3 separate regions of the Homo sapiens genome follow, and all the other regions are linked to region 1. A link is a contact called in ENCODE Hi-C or POLR2A ChIA-PET data. All regions are on one chromosome and are shown on one strand. Each heading gives the region's core, a stretch centred on a gene start or an enhancer-like site at or near the end of the contact. The rest is flanking DNA. Distances are from core to core; before and after follow the strand shown.

Region 1 (4,135 bases), core at 540-3,039:
CAGTGAGCCAAGATCACACCACTGCACTCCAGCCTGGGTGACAGAGTGAGACTCTGTCTCAAAAACAAAAACAAAAACAACAGCAACAACAAAAAAAAACAGGGGCACATGGAGAAAGACAAGAAATCTAAGGAGGCAAGAGCTTGAAGCTTCAGGGCGAATGTCTGAACTTCGTGTTGAAGAATGGATACCATTTAGAGATGAAGAGATGTGGGAAGGCAGTCTAGGAAGGGAGCATGAGCAAAGGCACAGGAGCAGGGATGTGCAGAGCTCATAATTTAGGAAAAAGGACTGGTCCAGGGTCACTGGGTTTAAGACTGTGTGATGGGAAAAGGTGGTGAGACGGCAGGGCGCAGTGGCTCATGCCTGTAATCCTAGCACTTTGGGGGGCCAAGGCAGGCAGATCACCTGAGGTCAGGAGTTCAAGACCAGCCTGGTCAACATAGTGAATCCCATCTCTACTAAAAATACAAAAATTAGCTAGGTGTAGTGGCGCATGTCCCAGCTACTTGGGAGGCTGAGGCAGGAGAATCGCCTGAACCTGGGAAGCAGCGGTTGCAGTGAGCCAAGATCGCCCGCCACTGCCCTCCAGCCTGAAAAACAGAGCGAGACTCCATCTCAAAAAAAAAAAAAAAAAAAAAAAAAATGGTGGTGAGAATAAGATTAGAACAAAATTCGGTTTCAGTCTCTGCTCAGATCCTGTTTCATGGATGTCTGACTCCACTCAAGGAGGCTTTGGGGATACAGAATCTAAGCACTAACGGTCCTCGGAGGTCTTCTGGGGATAAGGTTCCCTGTCCATTTCCCTAGGAATCACCTCTATGGTATCCTTCTGTGTGCAAAGGAACCCACAGGGGAGGAGTAAAGATGGAGCCTTCGATTCAAGAAAGTAACTGCAGACAAGTAACTAAGGCTCAGTTTCCTCAGGTGCAAAATGTGGGTAATTGACTTGCCTAATACATAGGATCGCTGAGAAGGCCCAACGGCTAGGATTACAAGCGTTGGAATTACAAGAGTCCCACCTCTGCTCTGTCCTTTACTAGCTGTGTGGACCTTATACACTGGTAAGTCCTTAATTTCACGGAGCTTCAGTTTCTCTTCAGTAACATATTTGTAATAGTATCTACCTCCTAAGGTTGATCTGATGATTAACCAGAATAATGAATATAAAATGCTTAGCAAAAACGTGGCACGGAGTGAAGTACTCAGCAAATATTGGTTATAATGGTTGAGGAAATGACATGCACTATATACATGAGGTTTCATTGTCTGAAAACATGCACGATTTGTTACCAAAAGACTTATCCTGGGCCGGCGCAGTGGCTCACGCCTGTAACCCCAGCACTTGGGGAGGCCAAGGCAGGAGGATTGCTTGAGACCTGGGCAACATAGTGAGATACTCTCTCTACAAAAAATCAGCCCAGCATGGTGATGTGTGCCTGTACCCCAGCTACTCCGGAGGCTGAGGTGGGAGGATCCCTTGAGCCCAGGAGCAGTGAGGTTGCAGTAAGCAGAGATCGCGCCACAGCACTCCAGCCTGCGCGACAGAGCAAGACCCTTTCTGAAATAAATAAATAAATAAATAAATAAATAAATAAAGCGATTTTAAAAAGAAAAGAAAGACTTATTCTGGAGGATTGGCTACATAGTGCAAATAAACAGAACAAAAATCTAGGGCCGCTGTAGCGGGCAAATTCGTTCACCAACTCCAACCAGACCCCGCCTCCAAGCAGGCAAGCCCCGCCCTCCCCAGGCTGCACCCTTGTCCCCGCCCCGATGCGCCTGCGCAGGGCCGGCCGCCGGCGGCCGAGGCGATGAGGGTGTTGGTGCGGCGCTGTTGGGGTCCTCCGCTGGCTCATGGCGCCAGGCGTGGGAGGCCGAGTCCCCAGTGGCGAGCACTGGCCCGACTCGGCTGGGAGGACTGCCGGGACTCCAGAGTCCGCGAGAAGCCTCCCTGGCGGGTGCTCTTCTTCGGCACGGACCAGTTCGCCCGCGAGGCGCTGCGGGCGCTGCACGCCGCCAGGTACCCGGGCCAGGGATCCGGGGACCCGGCCGCTGAAGGCCTCCAGGCCGCGCCCGGGCGGCCGGCCCCGAGGGTTTTGGACTTCTGGTTGCGGAAAGCATGGGCGGCAGAGCGGTGTGGGCCCAGATCTCGGCGTCTTCTGGCTCCCAGAAGGTGCGCCATTCCCGCCGGTCAGCCTTTGGGCGCCTAGTACCTGCGGTCTGCGCCCCTCACTCCCCGCCGCCTCTGTGGGTTCTCCAGGCGCCCTGCCACCCACGCTGTGCCGAGCTGGGGCTGGGCGCTCTGCCTGCATCCCCCGGGCCAGTCCCACGGCCTCCCTGCCCGTTTTGAGTGTGGGGAATCCGTGGCTCAGAGAGGTTATGCGATTGCCCAAGGTCATCAGCCGAGGTGGTTCGGACTAAAACCAGGTCCCACTTCAAAGTTCCCTGCTTTGCAGTTCCTCCTGACCCCCATCCTTCGGCACACCCGTGTCTCGCTCTTTTGCTCCCCCTGTGCTCCTTGTATACAAGGACATAGTCCAAAAACGACCTGTTTTCAAAAGAATAAATTTATAAATCAGAACTGTTAGGTATACATTTAGTATTCATAATATTTAACAAGTTTTGTTTACTGGGAAAGAAAATTATTTGAAATCCAACCAGTCCTGAGAGTCCATGGTATGTGGTGGCAATACCGTATATACTTCTCTGCCTCTTTTTCCCAATTAATGTTTTTTATTTCCCCATTCTGTTTTTTTCTGACGCAGTCCTCCTTCCACTTTTTTTGGTCATCTCCATCTCCTTTTCCCTACAGATACTTCACAGCAGCCCCTCATGTATTGAATCCTTCGTCAATCCCCTGTGTGGTTTTCCTTCCTCCACACACCCCTCTGTGCACACACCCGGAAGGAAACCCCATGTTCCCTTTGCACACCCTTCATGGGCTGCTGTTGTCACATGCGTCTCTCACTGCATTTATACATTTATACCAACACTTTTTTTGTTTGTTTCTGAGGCGAGGTCTCGCGCTGTCCCCCAGGCTGGAGTGCAGTGGCCGGCTCATAGCTCACTGCAGCCTCGACCTCAAAGATCAAGCAATCATCCCATCTCAGCTTCCAGAGTAGCTAGGACTACGGGCGTGCACCACCACGCCTGATTTTTAAATTTTTTGTAGAGGCGGGTTTTCACCATGTTGCCCAGGCTTATCTCAAACTCCTGGGATCAAGTGATCCTCTCACCTTGGCCTCCCAAAGTGCTGAGATTACAGGCCTGAGCCATCATTCCTGGCCTATCCTGATACTTCTGATGATGCTTCACTTGGCAGCTCCATTACTCCTGTGCTTTCTTTATAGTGCCCCAGGACATACTCCTCATAACTCCTCAACGTGTACATACAATACCTGTTTAATAAATGTACCCCCCTGGGTACTAGAATGCTATGCAGCAGGTAGAAAGGATGAGGTAGTGCTACAGGTACTGCCATGGAATGATAGCCATGTTATGTATTTTTGTTTGTTTTTTAAAAAGTAGTGTTTGAATGGCATCATGGTTATGGTAAAAAAGTTCCATGGATTCAAAGGATATACAGTGAAAAGTTACTTCCTTCCACCTCTGTTTAGCAGTTCCCAGTTCCTTTATCCAGAGACAGCCACTGTTTTCAGTTCCTTCTAGAAATGTTCAGTGAATATACAAATATACGTATATTTAACCCATTTTTCAAAAAGACACATAATAGCATATATAGCATTGTTAAAAGGAAAAAAAATGCAAAGCAGTATGTAATATCCCAGTTGTGTAAAGTATCCATACTGTATATGTTTCTGTATGCACAGGAAATCCCTAGAATGATACTGTTCAAACAGTAGCCACTAGCCACGTGTCACTCTTTACATTTTAAATAATTAAAATTAAATAAAAAATGAAAACTGAGGCTGGGCACGGTGTTCACGCCTGTAATCCCAGCACTTTGGGAGGTGGAGGCGGACGGATCACTTGAGGTCAGGAGTTGGAGACCAGCCTGGCCAACATGGGGAAACCCTGCCTCCACTAAAAAACACAAAAATTAGCTGGGTGTGGTGGTGCATGCCTGTAATCCCAGCTATTCGGGAGACTGAGGCAGGATAATCGCTTGAAC
Region 2 (4,135 bases), core at 865-3,364, 150 kb after region 1:
CACCTCCAGGGTTCAAGCGATTCTCCTGTCTCAGCCTCCCCAGTAGCTGGGATTACAGGCACCTGCCACCATGCCCAGCTAATTTTTGTATTTTTAGTAGAGGCGGGGTTTCACCATGTTGGCCAGGCTGGTCTCAAACTCCTGACCTCGCGATCCACCCGCCTCGCCCTCCCAAAGTGCTGGGATTACAGTCGTGAGGCACCACGCCCGGCCAACATGCAGCTTTTAAGTTAAACAATGTATATGCCTTTTCTGGGGGAAGACTTTTCAACTGAGGAGCTGTGGGTTGCTCACTGTCCAGGGATGTCACAGAGTTGAATTTTATGCAATTAAGTGAAATAATCAGATCAGCACTCAACTTTCTGATGTGACTGGAAAATTGTCTTTAAAAAATCAAAATCTTTTTTTTTTTTTTTTTTTTTTGAGACAGAGCCTTGCTCTGTCACACCCAGGCTGGAGTCCAGTGGCGCAATCTTGGCTCACTGCAACCTCCACCTCCCCTGTTCAAGCAATTCTCCTGCCTCAGCCTCCCGAGTAGCCGGGACTACAGGCGCATGCACCACAATGCTCGGCTAATTTTTGTATTTTTAGTAGAAATGGGGTTTCACAATGTTGGCCAGGCTGGTCTCGAACTCCCGACCTCAGGTGATCCACCCGCCTCAGCCTCCCAAAGTGCTGGGATTACAGGCACGAGCCACTGTGCCCGGCTTTTTTTTGTTATTTTTTTGTTTTTGAGGCAGGGTCTCATGTCACCCAGCAGACTGGAGTGCAGTGGCACAATCATGGCCCACTGCAGCCTCAACCTCCTGGGCTCAAGGCAATCCTCTAACCCCAGTCCCCTGAGTAGCTGGGACTACAAGTGCATGCCACTATGCCTGGCTAATTTTTTATAATTTTTGGAGAGATGAGGTTTTGCCATGTTGCCCAGGCTGGTCTGAAACTCCTGGGCTAAAGTGATCCACCTGCTTTGGCCTCCCAAAGTGCTGGGATTATAGGAGTGAGCCACCGCACCCGGCCAAAATCCACATTTTTAAAATGTGGATATATCCTAAAATACTGCAGGGAAGACCTAGATCAGGGGTTCTTAACCTCTTTTGTGTGTGCCATGGCCTCCTTTGTCATCTGGTAAAAACTTGCAGACCCCTTCTCAGAATAATGTTCTGAAATGCACAAAATAAACTAGCATAGGCTTACAAAGAAAACCAGTTGTATTAAAATGTAGTCATCAAACAATTAAAAAAAATTTTTCGACATAGTACTAGATAGTGCTTCCTAATTAATGCCTGAAGATCAAGAGCTAATAATAGGTCCAATAACTGCTGTAATTTTGAAATAGTGATGAGTATAAACCATATTTTGAAATATCTTCAAAAACCGTTATATGATTTGAAAATATTTGTAATTGCTAGTGACATCATCACGAGTCCTGCTAATACTGCTGTGGTTTGTTGCCTACATTCATCGTTGAAGAGAATGCTAAAATTCAGGTAGAAATTAGTGAAAATAAAGATATATATTTTTTCTCTTCCAAATTTTTAGACTCCTTGAACTCTATCCTTTGATCTTTCGGGTTCCCTTAGATGCCAGATTAAGAACTCTTGTTCTAGTTCTATCTTATATTTTATAGCATGTATATGTAATTATATCCAACAATTACAACAAATACCACAATGCAAATGTATCCAGATTTTGTGGTTTTCAAAATCTGATTAAATTTACCAATAAATAAAGTGCCTGGCAGGTAGTAGGTCTCGATAAAGGGGTGTCTCTCTGCCCAGGGCCTGGGACTCCTGCTGTAGTTGCGCTGCTCATTCTTCTAGGGACGCCCACAGCCTGCTTGGCACTGGGCCAGGCCTTTCCCCACTGTTAGCAGCTTTTATGCCCCGATGCCACACTGCTGCCACTTGGCAGGTGAGAAATCACATTAGGTTTGGGGATATTTTGACTGCCCCTCAACCCTGGGAGGAGGGTGGCTTCATAGCCCAGCCTTGAAGAGCCCCAGGCTCTTTCCCCTAGGGCCCCAAGCTGCCTGCATCCCGGGAATCCCCTGGAAGCCCTTTGCGCCTGCTTCCCCTCTTGACTCATCTGAGGTCGGATGAGGAGCAGTCATGAGCCGCGTGACAAGGTCAGTGCTGACAGGCTCACAAGATGCCCTGAGCGCCTCCCAGGAGAGCTGGCAGGTCCTCAGAGCAGACAGGGCAGACAGATCCTAGAGGAGAAGTCCACTCCAGCCCCTCAGGCTTCAGAACAGGGCCGGAACAGAATTCAGGTTCTGGCTCCCAGAGCTCATCCTCCACCTCTCCCTGCTTCCAGGCTACCCTTTCCCCTGCCCAGATCCTCGATTCCCTGGGGAGTCCTGCTCCCCTCTAGCCAAGCTCTGCCATCCACCTCTTTCTTCAGAGCCTTTCCACCTCATCATCTGCCTTCTTATCAAAATCTGCCTGTTTTGTGTCCCATCAGCATCTGCTCCCAAGGCAACTCCCAGTTATCAGGGGTACATGCAATGTGGAGTAGAAAGACCTGTATTCAAGTGTGGGCTCTGATTGGCAGAGGAATTCCTCTGCCTCTCAGGGCCTCACTCAGTGTCCTCATCTATTCCATGGACACATTTAAATTGCTGCCCTAACTTTCATAGTTGTTATGAGGAGCAAACCCATTTTTCGCTGTGAAATCACTTTATAAACTGTAAAGCACTTTCATAGCTGTGATTTGGGACTCATGGCTGGCAAGTTGTTTGGCGTTTCACAATTATCAAGATCCCTCTGGGGAAATGATACAAAGGAATGGTTTTAGTGGTGGAGTTTCCAGCAGATAGGGAGATCCGTATAGCCAGAGGGCCCTGCCACATATTCCTACCTCCTCCCCTAAACCATGTCCCAAGACGTGGCCTTATAGGCAGTCTCGTCTTGAACATGCTGAGAGTTTGAAATGACCCCTCTGAACCTAACACAGGAAATTGACTGGGGAAGTGTTGGGGTTCATGCAGACTTGCTTCTGCTTTAGATGTGATTCACCCAGTTTGTCTTAGCCACAATTGTGGAGTCAGTCAAGAGAATGGTAGGAGGATGAAACATCTGTTTCTGAGGAAGAAAGCAAGCTAGGACAGGTAGATAGCCCACTGCAGGGGCAGAGCCTGTGGCTCACAGAGGGGCATTTTCGTTTTTTTTTTGTTTTTTTTTTTTGAGATAGGGTCTCACTCTGTCACCTAGGCTGGAGTGCAGTGGCATGATCTCGGCTCACTGCAACCTCTGCCTCCTGGGTTCAAGCAATTCTCATGCCTCAGCCTCCTGAGTAGCTGGGATCACAGTCACGTGCCACCACGCCCAGCTCATTTTTTTTGTACTTTTAGTAGAGACGGGGTTTCACCATGTTGGCCAGGCTGTTCTCCAACTCCTGACCTCAAGTGATCCACCCATCTTGGCCTCCCAAAGTGCTGGGATTACAGGTGTGAGCCACCGCGACTGGACATGGGAAGGCATTTTCAAACGCTTGCTTGGCTTGGGAGCCTGGAGTGTGACCTGCCAGAATCCTGCAGGGTTTAGCACCAGAAGGCTTGGATTCCATACCGCGCTCTGCCACACCCAAACTGTGTGCCCATGGGAGGTCACTGGCTGTCTGTGGGCCTAGGTTTTCTGTCTGTTACAGCTCTGCAGTAATTCCCAACTCAACAGGGTCTTATGAGGATTCATGGGCTCACAAGACACAGAAATGCCTACATTTATGTTGGGGAGTAAAGTGCCCAGCTGTGGCACTGCCACCCAGCCCAGCACATATCTAGGTTTCCGGAGTGTCTGTCTCCCCACTGGGCTGACTCTTGCAGAAGAGAGTCACATGCTGAGACCTGTGGGTGTTCACTCTGCACAGTGGCTAAACGAAGGGAGGGAGGGCAGTGTACCCGCAATCATCATTCCAGAGCTCATGCTGTGTCAGGGCCAGATGCCTGGTAAGTTCCCTTTCTGCCTGTGAGGCTGTGATAGTGTGTCTATGTTTGTGATGTTTTCAGATATTTCACTTAGTTTTCCCCTGTGGGGGTCACAGAATATTCCAGCCCTGGCCAGCCGTTGCCCCAGTGTCTGGGAGTGTTTCATCAGTGTCCTTTGCCCTTCTTTGGTGCCAGTCAGTTTGGTTCAAATCC
Region 3 (4,135 bases), core at 500-2,999, 130 kb before region 1:
GTGGCTCATGCCTGTAATCCCAGCACTTTGGGAAGCCAAGGCAGGAAGATTGCTTGAGCCCCAGGAGTTCAAGACCAGCCTTGGCGACACAGTGAGACCCTGTATCAAAAAAAGAAAAAAATATATTTTTAGAAAATAAAAAAAAATAAGAATACAGTTTTTAGAGTCTCAGATAAATGAGTAGCTTTAAAGTTAATGTCTGAGAAAAAATTAAATTTACTAAAACACATAGATACTGATAGTATAATGGCTTTTGATTATGTAATGCCTGTTTCTGAAAAGAGTAGTTTTATAATGTTATCTTTGTGAAGAATGTTATTCATTTGATTGACAGGTATGGATTTATTTTAATGATTTACATTAATGTTGATACTTTTAGACCATGGTGGCATGTGTATGTATTCTAAGTTACTTTAAATTTAATTTGTTATCAAAAAATAAAGATTGATAGCATTGTTTATAGAATAGAAATTAGCACAACACTAGTAGAGTACAGTGATACTTTGTTAAGCTAGAGAACAAATGAATTGTGTTTTTGTTCATTTAGTGTTCAGGGCCTCTGAATCATTGCTATATAATGTATTGTCATTTTGTTTTTAATGAGAGTCTTTGTTCAGATTTAAAACTGTAAGCAAATATGCTTAGTAAATAACTTTTTAATGTGTGTGCTCTTATAATAGCTCATATTAAATTATTCATACCTAATCATTTTTCAGATTTATAACTACCTCGACAAGTATGTTGTTGGCCAGTCATTTGCTAAGAAGGTGCTTTCAGTTGCTGTGTACAATCATTATAAGAGAATATATAATAATATCCCAGCTAATCTGAGACAGCAAGCAGAGGTTGAGAAGCAGACATCATTAACACCAAGAGGTAGCGTTTTTGATAATTGACCTAAATAGAGATTGCTATGCTTAAAAGTAATCTTTATTTGTAACTCCTCACTTTCTTCTTAAAATGTTTTTTATATAGTGTGGCATTTTTCAAAGTGCAGGTTATTCCCCATTAGTGTGTTATGAAATCATTTGCCAACAGCATTTTTTAAAAATTTGATAGATATGAATAGAAAATAACAGAATACATTAACTTACAGTTAAGGTAAATATTATTTCTTAGGCCTGGCATGGTGGCTTATGCCGGTAATCCCAGCACGTTTGGAGGCCGAGGCGGGGGGATCACTTGAGGTCAGGAGTTCGAGACCTGCCTGGCCAGCATGGGAAACTCCGTCTCTACTAAAAATACAAAAATTAGCCAGGTGGGGTGGCACATGGCTGTAGTCATTATACAGTATACTGTATAATCTCAATTTACTATGGACAATAATGTATATTAATAGAATGATTTATTAAAAACAATTATGCATAGAGTAAATATGAATATTTAATTTTTTGTTTTGTTGGCCAGACAGCCCCAATTTCTGATTTAGGCCTATATTCCATCATTTTAGATTCTTTTAGTTATCACTGTACAGTGTGAAGGAGTTCTGCTAAGTACTTAAATTTATAAGTCTACATTATCTTTGATTGCCTTTAGTAGCAACTAAATGTATAATTTATTTCAATGAAGACACTTGTTCACTTGCTGAACTTACATCACATAACTGCAAAATAGGTATGTGATGGTATCAGTTATTTTTAGAAAGTATAAGTCATAACTAACGGATGACTTGGAACCTTTTTCTTTTTTTCAAGACAAGGTCTCTCTCTGTCACCCAGGCTGGATTGCGACTCACTGCAGCCTCAACTTCCCAGGCTCCAGTGATCCTCCCACCTCAGTCTCCCAAGCAATCCATCTGCCTCAGCCTCCCAAAGTGCTGGGATTAATAGGCGTGAACTCTTGCGCCTGGCCTGAAATCTTCATTTTTATAAGGTCCAAATAGCACTGATAGTTATGGAGCAAAACTTTTTTGTTTTCCTCGGTAATAAATAGATATTTAAGCTATTCTAAGTGCTGGAGGAGCAAATGGTTATAATATTTATAGCATGAGGGGCTTAAACTCTTATTAAAGACTTATGTTATTATACCCTTACAATAGATATCAATTATATATTTGACAAATGTGAATATTAGCAACTGGACAGCGGTCTTTATGCATGGTTTTGTTTTAATATAGAAAAGATATAGCATATATGAAAAGCTGAAAAATGTTAATGAACAAATCCTTTAAATATATTTGAAAGAGGACAGGAGGTGGGATACTCATTGTTTGTTCCCCCAAGGTAAACAAATATGTAATATTTTCATCCTCTTTCTTAGAGTTAGAAATAAGAAGACGGGAGGATGAGTACAGATTTACAAGTAAGTGACTTCAGGTCCTCCTCTGTAATCATTCTTCCTTTTGACATTTATTTCAGTGAAGTGTTTCAGCAGTAACAGTGATAGACATGTATGTATTTGCTTGTGTATTACCAAGAAAGATACGTATTATCTAAATGTGTTTATCCTACATGGTATATATAACTTTGGAATAGTTTTTCATAGCTAATTTGTGTCGTTTCCATATGTTGGGTTATTTTTTATTTTTTCTATCAAACTACAATTAGAGTTGGCCTGCTTCTTGTGGGTCACAGGAATTTGGGGGAGGCAGATTATTTTCTAGCTACTCTTTGCCAGAAAGCACACTGTTTTTTGGTTTTTTTTGTATTTATGAAACTTACAGTCTTACAAATTATGAGTAAGTCTTAATTCACTGTTTCCAGCCCCAGATTGCCCCTACAAGCATCAGATGGTCCGATGGAGGGTGTGGAAGGACTTGATAGACCAAGGAGAGTGGCCTTTCTGTTGTGTTCCACCTATTCCTTTGGAGGTGGATATAGTTAGTTGCTGCATTGAGGGTGGAGGTTCCAGGGGTGTCATAGAAAGATTCACATGGCCTTTTGTTTTAGTAATTGAAATAAAGAAAATTAGCTAAGTTTGATGTTTTTACATTTGCCTTTGAACCAAGTAGTATTATATATCCACTATTTGAAGTGTACTATATATAGGATGAGCCATGAGAATATAACTTGTGTACCAACTTGGGCATGACATTTATCACATGTAATAAAATTACATTATCCCCAGTTATTTTTAAATTTATAGAAATACTGATTATACCATGCGTGGTAAAATTAAGAAATACAGTAAGTGCAATAGAATTAGATTGTATATAAGAATGTAAAATCTAAATAATAACCTTTAGGTATATATGTAATTTATTTCATAATAAAAAAATATATTCAGATATGCAGTCAATACCATACTCATAAATTGTGTTGACAGCTAGTTAACCTATACTAAATTAGTAAAGAAAGTCTGTAGTGCATATTTTGAAAGACATGTCATGTAATATATGTAGTGATTTAATGTTATTTAAATGTTAACAAGTAACAGTATTTAAGAACTTATGTAAAAGATTGACTTAGAAACAAATATTTCAAAAGCTTAAATTTATTGTCATGTGCAGTTTTGTTGTGTTTTACATGGGATTTTAAGTTCTAAAGTTAGGTTGTTAACTAACACTGGCTGGGGGTGTTAGACCCTAACACTGGTCTAGGGTTTTAGACCAAAATCATGTACAATAAGATTAATTCTTATAAGTCCCTTTGGAAGTCAAATTTTAGAGACCAACATACAGCTTTTAGGAGGACTGACACAATTGGCTTTTTTTCTCCATCTTTGGAATATAATGTTGTTTTTTAAGTTGAGCACCAGATGAAATACTTTGTTTGCGTTTAAGGGCTGTGTTGTGTGAATAATTAAACACTAGGGAAATGGTAATAATAATACCAGATTCTTCTGTAACACTTATAAAACTATCTGCCAGGTATTGTTCTAAGTGTTTTGCATATATTCATTTAATCTCCCCTAAACCCATGAGACAGAAACTATTATTTTTATCTCCATTTTAGAAGTAAGAAAACTGAAACACAGAAATTTTAAGTAATTTGTCCGTGGCCACACAGCTGGTGAGCTCTGTGCAGCTAACTACTACACTAGCCTGCTTGCTCATGGTCCTCATTTTAGAGAGCTGTGCTTACACAGTGAGAGATGCACAAACAGGGACTAACTGAAAGAATCGGAGAGTTGTCTCAAGTTTGTTCTAAGGCATATACTCATAAAATGGGATGATGGATATCATCTGTATCATTTA

The links. Hi-C counts contacts between places; a loop is a spot of excess contacts on that map. ChIA-PET counts read pairs that join two places held with the same protein, here RNA polymerase II (POLR2A). Pooled maps may share reads with other maps.
Region 2: a pooled map shows a loop between it and region 1 (3-fold over the local background). The contact joins the enhancer-like site here to the promoter of MTFMT in region 1. A Hi-C loop is called at or near these places in 1 of 168 maps with a recorded cell type or tissue (GM12878), 4 of 37 single-sample maps with no recorded cell type and 9 of 50 pooled maps. POLR2A ChIA-PET finds 5 or more read pairs at or near these places in 5 of 52 experiments (OCI-LY7, activated B cell, activated CD4-positive, alpha-beta T cell and 2 more).
Region 3: a pooled map of ovary shows a loop between it and region 1 (2.0-fold over the local background). The contact joins the enhancer-like site here to the promoter of MTFMT in region 1. A Hi-C loop is called at or near these places in 4 of 50 pooled maps. POLR2A ChIA-PET finds 5 or more read pairs at or near these places in 4 of 52 experiments (BJ, Caco-2, WTC11 and 1 more).

What each region holds. Positions count from the first base shown.
Region 1 is chr15:65,027,293-65,031,427 of GRCh38, reverse strand. MTFMT (mitochondrial methionyl-tRNA formyltransferase) reads left to right here and starts at 1,789. Exons shown (of 9, transcript NM_139242.4): 1 at 1,789-2,023. The coding sequence starts at 1,815. RefSeq lists silencers at 1,637-1,826, 2,077-2,376.
Region 2 is chr15:64,882,135-64,886,269 of GRCh38, reverse strand. No RefSeq gene overlaps it. Among named protein-coding and RNA genes, the nearest start is that of ANKDD1A, 28 kb to the left of the region's middle. RefSeq lists an enhancer at 1,993-2,212. Within about 2 kb of position 2,114, at least 28 of the 41 ENCODE cell types and tissues checked have a DNase peak (open chromatin) inside an H3K27ac peak, as active enhancers do; they include GM12878, where a contact is called at or near this core.
Region 3 is chr15:65,160,770-65,164,904 of GRCh38, reverse strand. It overlaps CLPX (caseinolytic mitochondrial matrix peptidase chaperone subunit X), which reads left to right. Exons shown (of 14, transcript NM_006660.5): 5 at 717-876; 6 at 2,260-2,301. Among named protein-coding and RNA genes, the nearest start is that of CLPX, 23 kb to the left of the region's middle. Within about 2 kb of position 1,749, at least 2 of the 41 ENCODE cell types and tissues checked have a DNase peak (open chromatin) inside an H3K27ac peak, as active enhancers do.